Linked DNA regions of Mus musculus: all the other regions are linked to region 1. A link is a loop called in an ENCODE intact Hi-C map of the cell type or tissue named here. Cell type or tissue: left cerebral cortex. All regions are shown on one strand. Each heading gives the region's core, and the rest is flanking DNA. Links, peaks and the distances in the headings are about the cores only.

Evidence for each region. Hi-C counts contacts between places; a loop is a spot of excess contacts. Peaks named below come from ENCODE experiments on the same cell type or tissue, not always from the same donor. Only the 100,000 strongest peaks of a DNase experiment are listed, where the experiment ranks them.
Region 2: a loop joins it to region 1, with 7 times the contacts of the local background. A loop is called at or near these places in 34 of 42 quality-filtered maps.
Region 3: it touches region 1 in a loop (12-fold over the local background); 34 of 42 quality-filtered maps call a loop at or near these places.

Annotation. Positions count from the first base shown.
Region 1 is chr6:23,176,184-23,185,079 of GRCm38, forward strand. It overlaps 4930554P06Rik (RIKEN cDNA 4930554P06 gene), which reads right to left and starts at 5,332. Exons shown (of 2, transcript NR_167898.1): 1 at 5,290-5,332; 2 at 4,298-5,139. In left cerebral cortex, for the core only: a CTCF peak has its summit at 4,113 (motif pointing right); a DNase peak (open chromatin) is centred at 4,106; H3K4me3 peaks cover 274 bases.
Region 2 is chr6:23,460,956-23,465,870 of GRCm38, forward strand. All of the region lies in intron 8 of Cadps2 (Ca2+-dependent activator protein for secretion 2), which reads right to left. Among named protein-coding and RNA genes, the nearest start is that of Gm38775, 110 kb to the right of the region's middle. In left cerebral cortex, for the core only: a CTCF peak has its summit at 2,107 (motif pointing left); a DNase peak (open chromatin) is centred at 2,114.
Region 3 is chr6:23,455,337-23,460,251 of GRCm38, forward strand. The region is part of intron 8 of Cadps2 (Ca2+-dependent activator protein for secretion 2); the gene reads right to left. Among named protein-coding and RNA genes, the nearest start is that of Gm38775, 110 kb to the right of the region's middle. In left cerebral cortex, for the core only: CTCF peaks have their summits at 2,613 (motif pointing left) and 2,816; a DNase peak (open chromatin) is centred at 2,610.

The DNA of each region.
Region 1 (8,896 bases), core at 2,917-5,416:
ATAGTGTCCTCTGAACAAGACTATGGGGCATTTTCTTGATTGATATGGGAGGGCCTGGCTCACTGCAGGCAGTGACACCATGCTTGCTGTCCTAGATACTTTAAAACGTAGGAATATATATATACACACAAAATAGAAAAGCTTCATATTAGTCTAAAATCTGTAAGTATAGAGATATCATGGCTTCTGAAGAGCCTGTCCTCTGAAGAAATTGTCTCTGTGATCTTCGAAAGACAAAATGACAAGTGTTCTCTATTTAAAAGTGGCAAGTAGTTCAAACATACTGATATAGCTGTCTCTTGTGAGACTAGGCTGGGGCCTAGCAAACACATAAGTAGATGCTCACAGTCAGCTATTGGATGGAGCACAGGGCCCCCAATGGAGGAGCTAGAGAAAGTCCCCAAGGAGCTAAAGAGATCTGCAACCCTGTAGGTGCAACAACATTATGAACTAACCAGTACCCTGGAGCTCTTGAATCTAGCTGCATATGTATCAAAAGATGGCCTAGTAAGTCATCACTGGAAAGAGAGACCCATTGGACAGGCAAACTTTATATGCCTGCCCCAGTACAGGGGAATGCCAGGGCCAAAAAATGGGAATGGGTGGGTAGGGAAGTGGGGGGGGAGGGTATGGGGGACTTTTGGGATAGCATTCTAAATGTAATTGAGGAAAATACGTAATAATAAAAAATATTTTAAAAAGAAAAGAAAAGTTAAAAATCCATTAAAAAAACAACGGAAAACATTAGGAAACTACACTTAAACATGATATGTAGAGTGATAATTATTTTTTTATTTCTAAGAATTAATGATAATTTTAGTTTCAAGACACTTTGCCATCCCAGCTGAACTTGGAGGAAACTGAAGATTTTTAAAAGAGATGCTCATGTGGGAAGGGCTAAATTTAATATAGATGCAATAAAGTTGCAGTTTTCTTGTATCACAATTTTCATTTATAGATCAGATTAGTTGTACATATTTAGTATAACTCAGTATATGTACAATCACCAGAAAAATAAAATCACAGAAAAAAAATCTCTTTAATGTGTAGCTCTTCTAACCTACAATTATATAATTAGAATTATTCTAGGAGTATGTGTGTGTGCACATGTGTGTATATATGTACACAAGTGTTTGCATGTGTGTGTATATGTGTGTGCATATGTGTATGCCTGTGTTTGCATTTGTGTATTTGTGTGTGCATGTGTGTTTGAGTGTGTATGTGTGTCCATGTGTGTTTGCATGTGTATGTACATGTGTATGTGCACCTGTGTGTATGTGTGCATGTGTATGTGTGTATATGTGTGTGCATGTGTGCATGTACGTGTACAGAATGTGTGTCCATGTGCGTTTGCATGTGTGTGTGCACCTGTGTGTATGTGTGTGTATGAGTGTGTGTGTGTGTGTGTGTGTGTGTATGTGTCTGTGTGTATATGTGTGTGCATGTGTGAGTGTACCTGTGCAGAAGGCGTCGGGTGAGAACAATGAGAACAGAGCCACACTACACTGCAGACTTTCTGTGACATACTGAAATGAACCTGAGTGGAGCACTGATGTTCTTTTAGAAAGGCCCTGGGTGGTCCTGATGTCTACAAGTGACCAGGTCAGTGATTTCAAGTCTTGCTAAATTGAAATAATGTGAGAAGACCTAAAGTCTCAACCACAGCATAGATCAAACAAAACCGAAGGTTGGATTGTGGGATTCTCTTCAAGCTCCTTAGGAGATTATCACAGTGTTCAGCCAAGGCACCACTGCCTTCCAGACCACTGCTTAGATGGCAGTGATCACAGTAGCTTCTTTCCATCTACACATAAATAAACGTAAATGTAAATAAATTGGGCACTTATTGATTCAGTGTTTGTGGTGTATATTGGTGTTGTATGTCATTGGAAGTGACAGTTTTCATAGAAAAGAGGCAAAAGCAAAGGGCAGAGAAACCCTGTCTCAAACAAAACAGAACAATGGGTATGTGTAGAGAAACCTCCGAGTGTGAGGAACAGGGCAGCCACCATACATCCGGAGGACAAAGCTTCATGTTCAAGGCCACAGAGCCACAGACAGAGGAGCCTGGGTCTCAGATGGCACTGGAGCCTTACCACTGCAGCCCAGCATTGCCTGCCCAGACTTGAGTATAAGAGAGAACACCCCCCCAACACACACACACACACACACAAACACACACACACTCACACACACACACACACACACACACTCACACACACACACTCACACACACACACACACACACTCACACACACACACACTCACACACACACTCACACACACACACACACACACTCACACACACACACTCACACACACACACATTCACACACACACACACTCACACACACACACACACACTCACACACACACTCACACACACACACACACACACACTCACACACACACACTCACACACACACATTCACATACACACACACACACTCACACACACACACACTCACACACACACTCACACACACACACACACACTCACACACACACACACTCACACACACACACTCACACACACACACATTCACATACACACACACACACTCACACACACACACACTCACACACACACTCACACACACACACACACACACTCACACACACACACACTCACACACACACACTCACACACACACACATTCACACACACACACACTCACACACACACACACACTCACACACACACTCACACACACACACACACACACTCACACACACACACTCACACACACACACACACACATTCACACACACACACACACTCACACACACACACACTCACACACACACACTCACACACACACTCACACACACACACACACACTCACACACACACACTCACACACACACACATTCACACACACACACATTCACACACACACACACTCACACACACACTCACACACACACTCACACACACACACACTCACACACACACTCACACACACACACACACACACTCACACACACACTCACACACACACACATTCACACACACACACACACACTCACACACACTCACACACACACACACACTCACACACACACACTCACACACACACATTCACACACACACACACACACACACACACTCACACACACACACACACACACACACACACACACACTCCACCTCCCACACACACTACTGAAACCAGAGTCATTCTTTAGCTGTCTCATTCAACAACCAAGGCTGTATCCAAAGAAATTCAAATCCTGAATTTGAAGTCTCACTAAAGGTGTTCTCTAATACATATGGTCACTCCTCTCCCTAGAAGATAAAGACTTCCTGGCACTTGAACAAAATACCCCAATGGGGAGGTTGAATTTCAAAATACATGCCTACCAATGTCTCCATTCTACTTACCGGGGATTTTCACTTCTAATTTTAGAACTGGAGGCATGTTCCATAGTTTTCTCTCTAAGTGACTCAAAATTCACAATGTTCAGTAAGTATAGACAAATATTTAATTTAATGTGAAATATTATTTATCTGCTTTAGAAGTTGCCAGATCTTTCCAGCCCTTAATGCTCCTGAGTCCATCTTTTAATTCATTTTGTAATTCGGCATTTCAGTAAAGTATGACTTCAAATCATCTGTAATGTGTTTGCTGTTTGCATCTTATAATTTTAAAAAATAAATTCTCCAGCTTTATGTTCATCGTGTGGATAGATAGCATGCTGCTACTTTATTAGATAATTCCACAGCAAATCACCTTTCTTTTGTGGTTTATTTTATTCTATTTGTACGTGTTTGTATTTGCTTTCATGAGTTTTTACGTACTACATGCATATAGGATGCAGCATAAGTTAGCAGAAGGCTCGGAATCAATCCCTCGGAGCTCTGGAGTCAGGCTTAGCGTGCTGAGATCCGAATCTAGGTTCTCTGAAAGAACAAGCCTTTGCCACTGCCGAGCCTTCTTTACAGCCCTACATGCTCCCGATTCCATACTTTAATTCATTTTTAATTCCGCATTTCCGTTAACTATGATTTCAAATCACTTATCATTGTGTCTGTGGATTGTAATGAGTTTCTCTTTGAAAATCTTTTTCTTTTCCTCACAATGTCTCTAGGCTGCAATTTACGAATTTGCCACTGGGTGGCACCAAATTTTACCTTTTTGTTTTTCCTTTGAACTTGGTACACAGTTGTAAATATTTAAGTTGTAGGAGTTAGTCAAGAATTAATTACTTTAATCGGGTAAAGCTGTACGCTAATCCCTATGTCAATGCTAAAGAACCAACCCTTGCACCATAGATTTGTAACAGAAGAAACAGCTGACGTGCCATAAGGGTTTATTACAGTTCAAAAGAGCTAGCTCAAGTTGCGTGCAGCATTGATGGGTACTTAAACCTGAAATTCGATTAACCCAAAAGAAACTGTTCAAATATGCTAAGTCACAACAAACATTAAGGAACCCATAACACAGATACCAAACATAACTCAGATGGGTTCCGGTTACATGCATCCATTTGAAGAAGATCTGAAGCTTACAAAAGCCACGTGCTTTCTTGGATAATCGGCTCCGGGTGTTCATATTGAGGTTCTACGCTCTTGACAGGATTTTTTTTTTTTTTTTGCGGGCTTTCCCAGGGCTATGAAGCTATCTTTTGATCTTCATATCAAAGGTAGTGAACATCTAAGATGCGGTTGTCCTTGGCTCGGGCTTCCTCTTTTCTCTGATAGCAATTTACACGTGCAGTCCCAACTGTATTTTATAATCCGCTGTCTGTAGGTTGCTGTCTCCTCATATACCAAACAAGTAAGAGCATGGGAGAAAGTGAGGGCGGGGTTCAAAACAAGTAGGCAAGAGAAAAGAGTCTTGCTGGACAGTTACTCTGCCTGTTTCTTAGACCAAAGATATTGAAATTACGGTCGAAGGCTGTGAGTTACTTACACTGAGGAGTTGGTCCACTGTCAGGCCTCATTGACTTTGCCTTGAACGTAGCCGCAGTATCTGGTCGTTCATTTTCCACTCCCGTGCTGTAACCCTTCATAAGCCTCTGTCCTTTCATCGATGGCCTCAGAACTCCTCTTACTTCTACCATATTGCTGCCTTCAATCGACTCAGAAGAGCTGACTCTTAGCCAGTGTGATGTCTCACTGCCGTTCAAAGGCCTCTATGATCAGGGAAATTTGTGACATTTTAGGTTACATCTACATAATTTCTTACTGCCCATAAGAATGTATGTATGTATCCATGCTCAAAATAATGAATTCCATCCTGTCTAAAATGGACACATTAGTAGAATTAGTAGAAAACCAACTACCTTCTTACAGCAACCTCTATCACTGAGAGCTGGGTGTGAATGTACCACGTCCACAGATGATGTCACAATATCATAGACTTCTGTAAATTCCTTGACTGGCCTAACTTTCATCTTTGAGCATCTCAACAGCTCACTCTGCAAGGACTCACCTCACTTTTAAAATTAGCACAGCAGTTCTCTGAACAACTCTGAGTCCCCAAGATAAGCCTATAGGATTTGTTTCAGAAAATATTAAAATAATACTCGGTGATCATAAGTATGCTTGCATGCGTGTGGGCGTACATATGTAGGTAAAGCTCTTGAAGTAGAATCGCTGTGCACTATAGGATGTAAGAGGCGTGTATTAGTTGTTTGCTTCTGTTTTCCTAGTTGTCTTGCCTTGGTTCTACTCTTCTTGTGAGGAATGCCATCATGCCCCAGTCCTCCTTAGATGTGACAGTGCTTTGACATGATCTATGTGTCCCCTGGTCACAGCACAGGTTATCTGTGTCTTACAGATCAGACAAATTCATCTCAAGAGCTATGGCAACCTAACCGATTTGACATACTTAATAAGTACACATGAAACTCGAACCCAAGTCCCCGGAACTCCAGAAGCTACAATGGATATACCCTGCTGTGGTTTCACATGTCAATTATACAAATATAAACATTGTTTCTATGGAGAACTACCTGAAGATGGAATGCCACTCCAAGATCTAGATTCTGGTTAGCCAGCTGATTCCTCTGTCAAAACCAAGGTTGAATCCATCCCAGGAGTCAGTCCTTCCTAAGAGGTTGAATTTGGATTCTGCAGGGAAGCACAGGCTACTTGCTTCGCATTTTATTTTTAATTGAGAACACCAGAGACATCAGAATGTGTCCGGTCACAGACAGCACTTTCAGTGAGGTGCTTTTGTTTATGGGAGAATTAGTTGTAATTCAAGGGAGAAGAAAACCCAAGCAACAGAAATGTGTGCTTATTTAGGCCAGAAAACGAGTTTGAGACTACTGACATCATAATTACTAATATTATTATCACTCCACTTTGTAGAGAAAAATACTAAGTTTCTAGTAACCTGCAAGGTAAAGATAGGGTCATGATTAATTCTAAGTGCCTTCTTGTCTTGTCCCAGAGAGACTAGAGTCCACAATAACCTGCCCTTCTGTATGCTTTAGCTGCCTTCTCTCTTTCCATGTCACCAAGGTCACAGCTTGACAAATTTATCTCTGAACTTGGAAGTTTTATTGGTGAGTCTCTCAGACAAAAATATTTTGTCCTAATGCATTCTTTCTTTTTTTAACTCTTGAGGGTAACTTTATTAAAGTTTAGGAGAGAGAAAAATAGACCCTAGGGCAGGCAATCTGTAAGTTGCTGCAACCACCCAGGGGAGGCGAATGGAGGAGAAGAAAAAGAACCATGCCATTTGAGCTGCCAGCATGGAGACCCACCACATAGTGGCAGACAACCCTGTGTTGAAGAGGCAGGCTTTAGAAAAAGAATAAAGAAGCCTAAGGCATCAGAAAAAGCATATTGAAGTTCTGGCCACCATCTGAAACAGACAGGAAAAAAAACAAAAAAACAAAAAAACCAAGTTGCATTCAGAAAGGTGAGCTGAGCCAGCTGAACCTCAGAGTGACTTAGCTTCTCTTCCGAATGCCTTCTAATGTTGATCTCAAGCACAATTAGAAGTGCTTAATATTTTCATGCTGACGTAAAGATGACATGACTCAGCTGAGGTGGAAATGCAGCCCCGAGTGGAGGCTTCCAGCTGGATGGGGACGTTCTACTGGGCAGGCCGAGGCTTTGTACCCTGTGGCATTCCCAAGGATGAGGTGGAAAGCACTGGTAGAAAAACGAATTCTTTGTACAAAAGCTAGCACACTCGCTCCAGCCTTTCGTTCAGTTTCATCTCTGCACGTTCCTCAAGGAAACAACTTGGAACTATTCAGAAGATAAGCCACAACCTAGCTTAGCTGCACACAGTTCGTTCTGCTACATGGAAACGTAAGGTTGAAGATCAGTCAAACCTTAGTCTTTAAGGATGGCGCTGATTCACCCTCAGTGGAGTCATGCGCGTCACTGTGGCACCATCGTGCAGAGATGCGTCATTGTTCTGTGTTGTCATCTTTCACATTTCCTCTTCTCCTGCGCATCAGGCTTTCTCTTTACCCAGTTAGTCACCTTTCTGCTTACTTACTGTATTCCATTAGTCTCTGTTTCTCACCTCACTGAAGATTCCTTCCTCCCCTGTTATGACCTCTTTTTCAGTTTTATGACCCAAATTTGCATACCTCTCTCTCTCTCTCTCTCTCTCTCTCTCTCTCTCTCACACACACACACACACACACACACACTCACACATACAATTTTAAGTCGGAGCTGCAAGAGTTCTGTGAGAAAGATCAGTGGGCTACCTTGTTCCTTAAGGTGGACTATTTCTGTTGCTTCCCAAGCTCCCTTTTTTTTTTTTTTTTTTTTCATCTCTGTGTAATGTCAGCACATGTCCAGGACTCTTGGTTAGAGTAGCTGAAATGCAGCACACAATAACTTAAACCAAGAAGGCAACTACAAGTTCAAATGACAGCCAGACACATCTCAACATGGGGAACGTCAGATGTTGAGCCTTGGCCCGTCCCTCAGTCTCCACCTTGGCTGCTTTCTGGGATCATCTCCATCTCAATGGTTTTGGTTTTGCTCATCAGGATTCGTGAGCACCTTGGGGTTTGTTTTACTAAAATAAAATTTTATAATGATTGCTCCTAATGAGTCTATGGAAAATATCCAAATTCATTTAGCTGATTTGGGTTCCATGTCCAGGTCATGAACTAGTGAGAGTTCAAAAGCCAGCCCCACAACATAAATGCTCACCCCGGGGTGCATATCAGTTCAACATAAGGGCTGAGAGCAGAGAGTGCAAATACTCCAAGGTAAGAAGAAAAAGATATCGTATATTCAATAAAGTCTATTCTTAGCAGATTGCACATGTAACAAGAATGAGAACTGCATCTAGGCGCTGGAGAGATGGCTCAGCAGTTAAGAGCACTGCCTGCTCTTCCAGAGGTCCTGAGTTCAATTCCCAGCAACCACAAGGTGGTTCAGGACCACCCATCTGTATTGGGATCTAATACCCTCTTCTGGTGAGTCTGAAGAAAGCACCTGTACTTCCATATATAAATAAGTAGATAGAGCTTTATATATATTAAATGAATCTAATAGTTACATTTACCAAATAGTACCTCAAAACTGCTATATGTAAATTTGTATTAATAAGTTTTCTAGCTGCCTTGATGTAATGTGTTATATAAGTGCTCCTTATCTAGATCAAAAGTTATGCTTCCCTCCCTTGTTAAATCACTGCTCTAAAATGCACTAGCAAAACCAAGCATGGTTGTATATGCTTTTAATCCTAGTTCTTGGGAGGTAGAGGCAGGTGGAGCTCTGTGAGATGAGTCCAGCCTGTACTCTATACAGTGAGTTGCAGAATAGCCAGAGCTATGAACAAAGACCCCGATCCCACCTTCCCACATCTACTAACATCTAATAAGTAAAAGGCATATATAAAATACATGCATAGTGTTTTATATAGATGGTTTCATGTAACAGTGTTCAACCCAGCAGGTAAAT
Region 2 (4,915 bases), core at 1,142-3,641, 280 kb after region 1:
CTTAGGGATTAGTTAGTACAGGACAGTACAGACAGCTTGTGACCTTGCTTAAGATTCACATTATTGTCATAGCTAAAGGTGAAGGCACAGACTCTGGCTATTGGGGATTATAAATCAGTATTTATCTCCATGTAAGACTTTTCCCTCTTATATGTGCAGAATCTGGCAAGCAATGTCTGATCAGGATGTCTGATATCTTAACAAGGACAGCCTCATCCTTTATACTATGAAGTGATGTGCACCCTGTGCTGCCTGGAATGGTTCTATGTAAAAGTATTCGCAAATGAAGACGTTCATTTACACATGGATATCTTGACAGGGAACTGCATTTTGACAAAAGAGTATAAAAGAAGGATGTCTTCTTAAGTGCCTTCTAAAGTCAGCCCTCTTGAGTGAAGGGCACAGTATCGCAAGACACAGAGCAGCTGAGAATCTCCCGGAAGGACAGCAAGCTTACCGAGCACATTCTTACAGCATGTGGGTGATCACTCCCTCAGTTGCCTCAATAGAAACTGTCCTTCAGTTCCCCCAAGGAGCATCCTCGGAAGACAGAGACAACAAAGAGGCTCATCTGAGGTCCAGGAGGTGTGAAGAGGAGGGTGAAACACTATAAGAGGGGAGCGCAGAATCTAAGTTCCAACTCCATGGTCTTGGCTTCTAGATGGGTCTCTTCCTCAGAGCAACGGTATTCTCTTCAAATAGTTCAGATGAACTCTTGTGAACAGAGCAAGATAATCATCTGCTTACTAGAGAGACTGAGTGTAGGAGTTCTGCCTTGGTACTGCTGTCAGAGCTGAGAAAATGCAAGGACTGTGAAGTTCCCTACGCCATTAGTTTTTGTTTGTTTGTTTGTTTGTTTGTTTTTTCTAACTGTAAACAGAGATTCTGAATGGTCTCCCAGATGCTTGAAAGTTTATCCAGGTGATCAATTTATCAAATACACATCACAGGTCTTTTAATAAGTGTAAATGTAGTCCAGAGATATTAGGAAACACTGTTAGCCGGGGCCTAGCAAACACAGAAGTGGATGTTCACAGTCAGCTATTGGATGGATCACAGGGCCCCCAATGGAGGAGCTAGAGAAAGTATCCAAGGAGCTAAAGGGATTTGCAACCCTATAGGTGGAACAACAATATGAACTAACCAGTACCCCAGAGCTCTCGACTCTAGCTGCATATGTATCAAAAGATGGCCTAGTCGGCCATCACTGGAAAGAGAGGTCCGTTGGACTTGCAAACTTTATATGCCCCAGTACAGGGGAACGCCAGGGCCAAAAAGGGGGAGTGGGGAGGGGTGGGTATGGGGGACCTTTGGGATAGCATTGGAAATGTAAACGAGGAAAATACCTAATAAAAAAATTAAAAAAAAAAAGAAGTGTTATCATGAATTACAGATCATGTCTCTGACACTATCACATGAAGAGAGGTTTTGCAAATAAATGGCTAATTTATCTACATGATAGAAAACAAAAGATTTGTCTCAAATTTTACCTGATCACATGTTTTGGAGCGGGGTTGGGGAAGGGTGGTGCCCACCAGGAACTGTTGCAGCTCATATGCATACAGCTGTATATTTATGGACAGGGAGATTTGCTTGTCTTCAGAGTCTACATATTGAAACCAACAGAAGACTTTCACTCCCCCGAAGCCAGATATTTTGCACATTATTCCAAGCATATATTGTAAAATAAACACTAAAAAACATTTCAGCATTCGTTCCAATGTGTTGGCTACCAAATGTCAGTAAGCAAGCCAATCTCTGAAGGAGAGGGTGTGGAAAGTCACCCTGCCGGGCACCAGGAGCCTTGGATTCCGCAGCCCAACAGGCTGGAGAATGGCCTGAGAAGCTGCGTGGCCAAGCACTGGTAGGTGGTTGCTGCTGCTCTAGCTCTGGAGAGCGTCGTGTGAGAAACACTGTTTTAATTTATAGCTAATCAGAAATTTAAAAACCTCAGCTACTTCAAAACATATAAAAGGCATTTTATCTAAAACTATATAATTAGAGTTACAGATAGAACAATGGGAAACTTTTCAAACTGAAATAAATCAAACATTTTTTCTCCTCCTTTTCTTTTTGTCCTTTAAATTTGAAAACAGTGCCCCCAAGTGGCTAGAAGTATTTCCTACAAGAACGGAGACACCTCACAGGCTATAATGCTGGACTTAGGGTTTGGCCCAGAGCATATGTAGTACAAATTAATTATAAATGTCTTTTAGCTTGCCACAAATATTTTTAAAAAAGTTGCGCCACTTTTGCTCTCATTGTTTACATTATAAAACATGAACACAAGGCCTATTGATCCTCAAATCTCATTTCACTCTTAAATCTTATGAGGTCTGACATAACCTGGCATTAGGTAACCACAGGCTATATGAAATAAAATAGAATAAAAGGAAATAAACACCAGAGAAAATGATGGTATTCTCTATTCCTTCATTTGTGTCACAAAAATAATCCTAAAATTTATGATGTTGTTGTAATATAACTAGGTGAAGGTTCATAAGGAAAAACGCCTCCCACTTAAATAGTGGGTATAGCATGCAAGGATAGCATGCACTTAAATAGTCGATAGCATGCAAGGGCGTGGTTCAGTATATGGCTATACACCCACTTCCCGATACAAGGAACTAATAGTAGTTTCTTTGTGCCAACATCTAGAAGAATTCTTTGAAAGAAAACACAAAACAATTCCTGGGTATAACCAATATCTTTATTGATATGTAAAAATAATTTTTACACAAAACATTGATAAAGAGGGTTTTTCTCCTGGTAGGTGGTGGCGTATAATCACAACTTTTAGAAGATGGGGGAAGGGAGGATAATGAGGTAGCGGGCAACCTGAGCCACACAGTGAGTCTGCGACCAGCCTGGGCTACAAACCAAGATCCAGTCTCAACAACAAACAAACAAGCAAACAAACAGCACTTCAAACAGTCCGAACTGCGTCAGCAGTGTAGACCAGGAAGAGACACTTGGCACTTAAAGGTTTAATATTGACTAGACCCTTTAAAAATAATTGCTTAGCTAAATATTTATGTTCTTGTGTCTACCTGCCTTCAGCTAGCATTGATTTATCTGTCTGTTTGCTTTTCACCAGGCTCCACTGTGTAGCAAAGCTCTTGTATTTTAAGTGTATAACCATGGTCTAAAAATGCCTCAGCCTTCAAGCCAACAGACTCATCCTGAATAATACAATGATGGAAATTCAAAAGACTCAAGGCTGTGGTCCTGGGAAATGGTAGAAGGTGGCTAAATGACACATTCTCCCTTCCATGTTTTCCTTATTATGCTTTCTTTGCTTATACACATGCATTTCTCATATGAAGCACGAGAAAGTCTCATGTTATTTCATGCCAATTAACAAATTGCTAACATGTCATGTTAATAAAAAAAGCAATTGACCTAAGTAGAGGGGCTAATTAAATGGAGTTAGATAATTAAACGATTCTCAATATGTAATCAAAAATTATGGCTGGAAGTGTTTCACAATGTTGTCTTTTTGTTTTCCGGTATCTGTCTATCTGCAAAATTCTAATCACTGTATCCATATGCATAAAAGACAGATCCAGTGCAGATGTTAATTTGTTGCATGATAGAAATCAGGTGTTCAATTACAAATAATGGGGTGTATGAGAGAACGTCCAAGATTTCCACTTAGCCGAACACATGCATCTCAGCCGACACAGGGCTGCAAAGCCTTCCTTCTGGAATTAGCTACTAACATGCGGCCGAGTCACATCACATTCAACTCCTTTATTATCTTCATTATGTAATATTCACATCTCCAGCCCTTGGGTGTTACCTAATTTGCCACTGATTTAGGAGTTTGAACATTCAGAGATCTGGATTTTATTTATCGTCCTTGAATTTGCTTCAATGGCTGATTTTTTATTTTTATCTAAACTCTAAAGCACTTTAACAGAGGGCCTTGTTCCCTAATCATACATTTAAATGGCCAAAAGGCATTTGCTTTTATAGTAACGTAAATATTCCTCCAAGTTTTCAACACACTAAACCAAATTCAACACATCCTGACACAGTGTGCGCCTGATACTGTGCACAAAGGAGACACTGTGTCAATTTGACTTCTTTCATACACTACTAACCAAGTCACAATCTTTAAGATGTCAAAAAGAATTAAGATACTCAATAGGCAAAAAAGACAGACAATCCTTAGCTACAGAATAAATGCCATGCACATGTCAAATATTTCGCCTTAAATCAAGACACTGCTATTTAGAGTTTGTAGTCAGTTACTGGATATTTAATACAGTCATGTTTCAGAAACGTCAATGTTAGATACCCACAGATGAGACACCAGAAAGATCATCTGGATCGCTTGGCAGTGAACACTGCTGGGGGGCTTCATTATCTTAATAAAGAGGGATTTTTCAAAAGCACATTATTTTTTAATTCCTTTCATTCCCTCATTTCAACGAAATCAATTTCAAAATGTGTGACTATCTAAGGTCCCTTATTCATTAAAAATAAATGCTGTTCGTCAGTCTGTGGGATCTGGTAGAGTCTCCCAGGGATTCCCAGTTAACGGTGAGGGGCTGTTTCTGTAAACCTAGTGCTGCAGACTGATGACCACATGGGCCAGAGTTAGTCACAGATGTGCTTAGAAATCGGACAATTTAGAAAACAGATATTGCAGAATTCTTTTCTTGCAGGGCATCTTCTCTTGGTTCCTTTGATTCTCACTGTTCCACATCTAGTGCATTTCACCGAGCTACTTCATGTGTGTATCTGGATGCTCTGGCCTTTGGCAGCATGTGAGCACTGTGATTGTTAATGGAATCACCATAGAAGAAAGGCTCTGGGTAGGGCGGTGCAGTGCGGCCCGCTGGTTCAGACAACAAACTCTGGAATCAGACAGGTCAGATTGAATCATGGCACTTACTAGCTGGATACG
Region 3 (4,915 bases), core at 1,142-3,641, 280 kb after region 1:
CTTATTAGATAGACAGTCTAGTCAAAGACAATGCTGTATGGAACTAAGCATAGTCAGATTTGGCCCATGAGATATATACAGGGACAGGATCCCGTATTTATGTATACAGGGCTTCTATATAAAGGGCTTATTTTTGCTTTGTAGTTAGCTATCCTTCAAGGAAGGCATGGCCACGGAGGGGAGAGAGCAAGGAGGCAGCAGGAGACCACTGTAATGCAGAAACCTGTGTCTGGAAACAAACAGATGCAGTTTGAGTTTGGTTGTTTTGTTGTTGTTGCTATGCAATTGTTTTTGTTTTTGCAGAATATAGATGAGTGTGTGGCAATGGATGGGGAGGCTGCATAGCTGGGAGGGAAGGGAGAGAGATAAACGGAGCAAGAATGGTTTCCGCAGGCTCTTGTCAGTGCTAGAAAGGGAATGGAAATAACTGCCTAAACCGTAGCAGAATGGTATGCAGCCAGTGAAAAGGCCTTTCAAGCGACAGAATAAACCAAAGGGTTGTTAGTGGTATTAGTAATAATAGGACAGAACAATTTTTATACTGGGGGCTAGAGAGATGGCAGATGGGCTAAGAACACTTGCTGCTCTTGCAGAGGACCCAGGTGCAATTCCAAGAACCAGGAAAGCACCACCTTAGCTTGGAACTCCAGTTCCCAGAGATCCGATGCTCTCTCCTGGCTCCCACAGGTAGCATGCACACCCAGGCACATAGACATATATGCAGACAAAACATCTATATATGTAGATATAAAAATTACTCCTGTCTGGTGAATAAGAGGAGACAGCCTGGGCTACTAGTGTTTATTCAGCACATGGAAGGCTAAAACAGAAGGATTAAGAGTTCAAAGCCAACCTGGGCTAAATGAGTTCCAGGCCAACATGACATAAGCTCATCTCAAAAACAAACAACAAACAATCCAACAAACAAATTAAAAAAAAAACCACGTAAGCAAACCAACGCAGAACAAAATGGGTATGGTGGTGAAATCTTTTAATCTTAGCATCTGAGAGGCAGAGGCAGGCAGATCTCTGTGAGGTTACAACCATGCTGATCTACATAGCTAGTGGCAGGGCAGCCAGGCCTACCAAATGAAAAACTGTATTTAAAATAGTACAGGGGAAAGAATAGCTAGATTGTTTTAATGTTGTACTCTGTGTGCTACAATAGATAGTCTTCATCTCAATAGTAGACACACTTAAGCCCTGTGTCCCAGGGAGTATTTCAGAGGTTTATTCTCAAGCTGCTGAGACAGCTTGACAAGTAAAGGCACCTGCTGCCACCTTCAGGACCAGAGTTCAATGCTAGGACAAGCATGGTAAGAGCCAGTGCTCTGGTCACCATGTGTGTGTTGTGTCTCTTGTGCATACTCACATACACACACACACACACACACACACACACACACACACACTCATGCACACGCATATGCGTGCACACAGTCAATGCCAAAGTAATCTTCTTAAATAAAGAATGAAGTTGAAAAGTGTTTCTCAGCCCTATTTCATTGAATCCTTCAAAAGTTACACTAAATATTTTTTAGAATATTCATTTTTATGTGTCTGAGTATTTTTCTTTTTTCCCTTTTTAAAAAAATTATGATTTATTTATGTATATGAGTACACAATTGCTCTCTTCAGACACACCAGGAGAGGGCATCAGATCCCATCACAGATGGTTGTGAGTCACCATGTGGTTGCTGGGAACTGAACTCAGGACCTCTGGAAGAGCAGTCAGTGCTCTTAACCACTGAGCCATCTCTCCAGCTCGAGTATTTTTCTTGCGTGTATGTCTGTGTACCACACACATGCCTGGTACCTGCAGAGGCCAGAGATGGTGTCAAATCCCCAGGGATTGGAGTTATAGACAGTTGTGAGCTGCCATGTGGGTGCTAGGCCCAGGGCACTTTACAAGAGCAGCCAGGGTTCTTACCCACTGAGCCATCTGTCCAATCCCAACAAGGGAAATTTCTAGAGACCAGCTTTAGCTTTCAAAGCTACGAAATTTCTTACATTCACTCTATTTATCACCCAACCCCAAACAAACTAACTGCACACTATTACAGGAAACTCTACTTTGAAGTTCAAGATTCCTCTCATTTTCTGTGCAGGAGAACGAATAACAAAGCCAACGGTAACAAGAAACCTGCGTCCGAAGGGGTTCGAATTCACTTCTCTAGGTTCATATGTTTTTTTCCTCCTTTAGCTTAAAGCTCAATAATGCCATGTTTGTGATTTCTGTGCCTACAAGTCTGTAGCCTGTAGCCTGTAGAAATGAAATAAAATGGAAAATGAAATCCAAAGAGTCAACAGAAAAGAAGAAGAACAACCTTTGACATCTATCCAACATTTCGGCATTTCAATGTCAGATAGCTCTGACCTTGTGGTAGCTGTAATTACCACATATCACCACATATTAAAGCTGCTCTATATTAATTCAGTAAAGTGTCTTGACAAGCTTGAGATGTCCAAAATGAACTGCCACTTCACCTCCTTCTAACCTCTTATTTTTGCATTTTTGAAAAGAAAATGTCTTGGTGACTCCAGTCTGTAAATAGTGCTTCTTAACCCCAAGTCTGTAGTCAATAGCTTCTATTTGTGGGGAACGCTAGCGCCATCTAGTGGACACACGCCTCACTCCTTTTGTCAAATGATCTACGCAGCTGCCTCCAAAGATGCCCTGAAGTCACTCCTCTTACAACTTGGGTATAAAACCTGCACTTTTCTCTTCTTTCATTTTAAGGGATTTGTGTGTGCAAGGAATCAGTACTTTTTCGAGGACTCTAACATGCATTAGTTCAAATAACTCAATATTTTCACCTCAATGGAACCATTTTAGAGTCATATATTCATAGGTCAAAAATGGATCTAATGAGAAAGAAACCCACCGTTGGTGACTGAACCTGTCGCTCAGTGGCTTGAGCGAAGCTATAGGTTCAGTCACTACCACCTACACAACAACTTAGCTGCTAGGACCATGCTGAGCAGAACATTTATTTCACTAGCTATTAAAAAGCATTCCGGGTCCTAATTTTAAAATTTAACCATAAGCAAAACCACCTCCTTTTACATATGAAGTTGGGGATAAATATCTGAACTGTTATCACATAAATCTTTGCTAGATCAAGATAATTCTGCAGAGAAGAATCAAAGCCAATCTAATGGTAATTACGGATTTTTTAAAAAATGAATACCAATTAGAGAGTGAGAAAGAGCGAGTTCTTAGCAGACGATGATCTGTAAATGACTTTCTCCACCTTCTCTTCATAGAGCCGAAATAGTTTTGCTTAGTTCGTTTTGCTTCCATTAAGAGCATGCGTTACTTTTCCCTTAGAAAACAGAATGCCAATCAGTCTTAAATGTTGGTGTCAAAACTGGATTCCTGAGCACACTGTCCTATTCAGTTGTTGCCCAGCATTATCTGCTTCTTAATGGAATCTAGTGTTCTGCATAGGCTATGCTGTGCTGATCTACACTGTGTTCTGCACAGGCTATGCCGTGCTGATCTACACTGTGTTCGGCACAGGCTATGCTGTGCTGATCTACACTGTGTTCTGCACAGGCTATGCTGTGCTGATCTACACTGTGTTCTGCACAGGCTATGCTGTGCTGATCTACACTGTGTTCTGCACAGGCTATGCTGTGCTGATCTACACTGTGTTCTGCACAGGCTATGCTGTGCTGATCTACACTGTGTTCTGCACAGGCCATGCTGGGCTGATCTACACTGTGTTCTGCACAGGCTGGGCCGTGCTGATCTACACTGTGTTCTGCACAGGCTGGGCCTTGCTGATCTACACTGTGTTCTGCACAGGCCATGCTGGGCTGATCTACACTGTGTTCTGCACAGGCCATGCTGGGCTGATCTACACTGTGTTCTGCACAGGCTATGCTGTGCTGATCTACACTGTGTTCTGCACAGGCTGGGTTGTGCTGATCTACACTGTGTTCTGCACAGGCTGTGCTGGGCTGATCTACACTGTGTTCTGCACAGGCTATGCTGTGCTGATCTACACTGTGTTCTGCACAGGCCATGCTGGGCTGATCTACACTGTGTTCTGCACAGGCTGGGCCGTGCTGATCTACACTGTGTTCTGCACAGGCTGGGCCGTGCTGATCTACACTGTGTTCTGCACAGGCCATGCTGGGCTGATCTACACTGTGTTCTGCACAGGCCATGCTGGGCTGATCTACACTGTGTTCTGCACAGGCCATGCTGGGCTGATCTACACTGTGTTCTGCACAGGCCATGCTGTGCTGATCTACACTGTGTTCTGCACAGGCTATGCTGTGCTGATCTACACTGTGTTGTGCACAGGCTATGCTGTGCTGATCTACACTGTGTTCTGCACAGGCTGGGTTGTGCTGATCTACACTGTGTTCTGCACAGGCTATGCTGTGCTGATCTACACTGTGTTCTGCACAGGCTATGCTGTGCTGATCTACACTGTGTTCTGCACAGGCTGGGTTGTGCTGATCTACACTGTGTTCTGCACAGGCTGTGCTGGGCTGATCTACACTGTGTTCTGCACAGGCTATGCTGTGCTGATCTACACTGTGTTCTGCACAGGCTATGCTGTGCTGATCTACACTGTGTTCTGCACAGGCTGTGCTGGGCTGATCTACACTGTGTTCTGCACAGGCCATGCTGGGCTGATCTACACTGTGTTCTGCACAGGCCATGCTGGGCTGATCTACACTGTGTTCTGCACAGGCTGGGCCGTGCTGATCTACACTGTGTTCTGCACAGGCTGGGCCGTGCTGATCTACACTGTGTTCTGCACAGGCCATGCTGGGCTGATCTACACTGTGTTCTGCACAGGCCATGCTGGGCTGATCTACACTGTGTTCTGCACAGGCCATGCTGTGCTGATCTACACTGTGTTCTGCACAGGCTATGCTGTGCTGATCTACACTG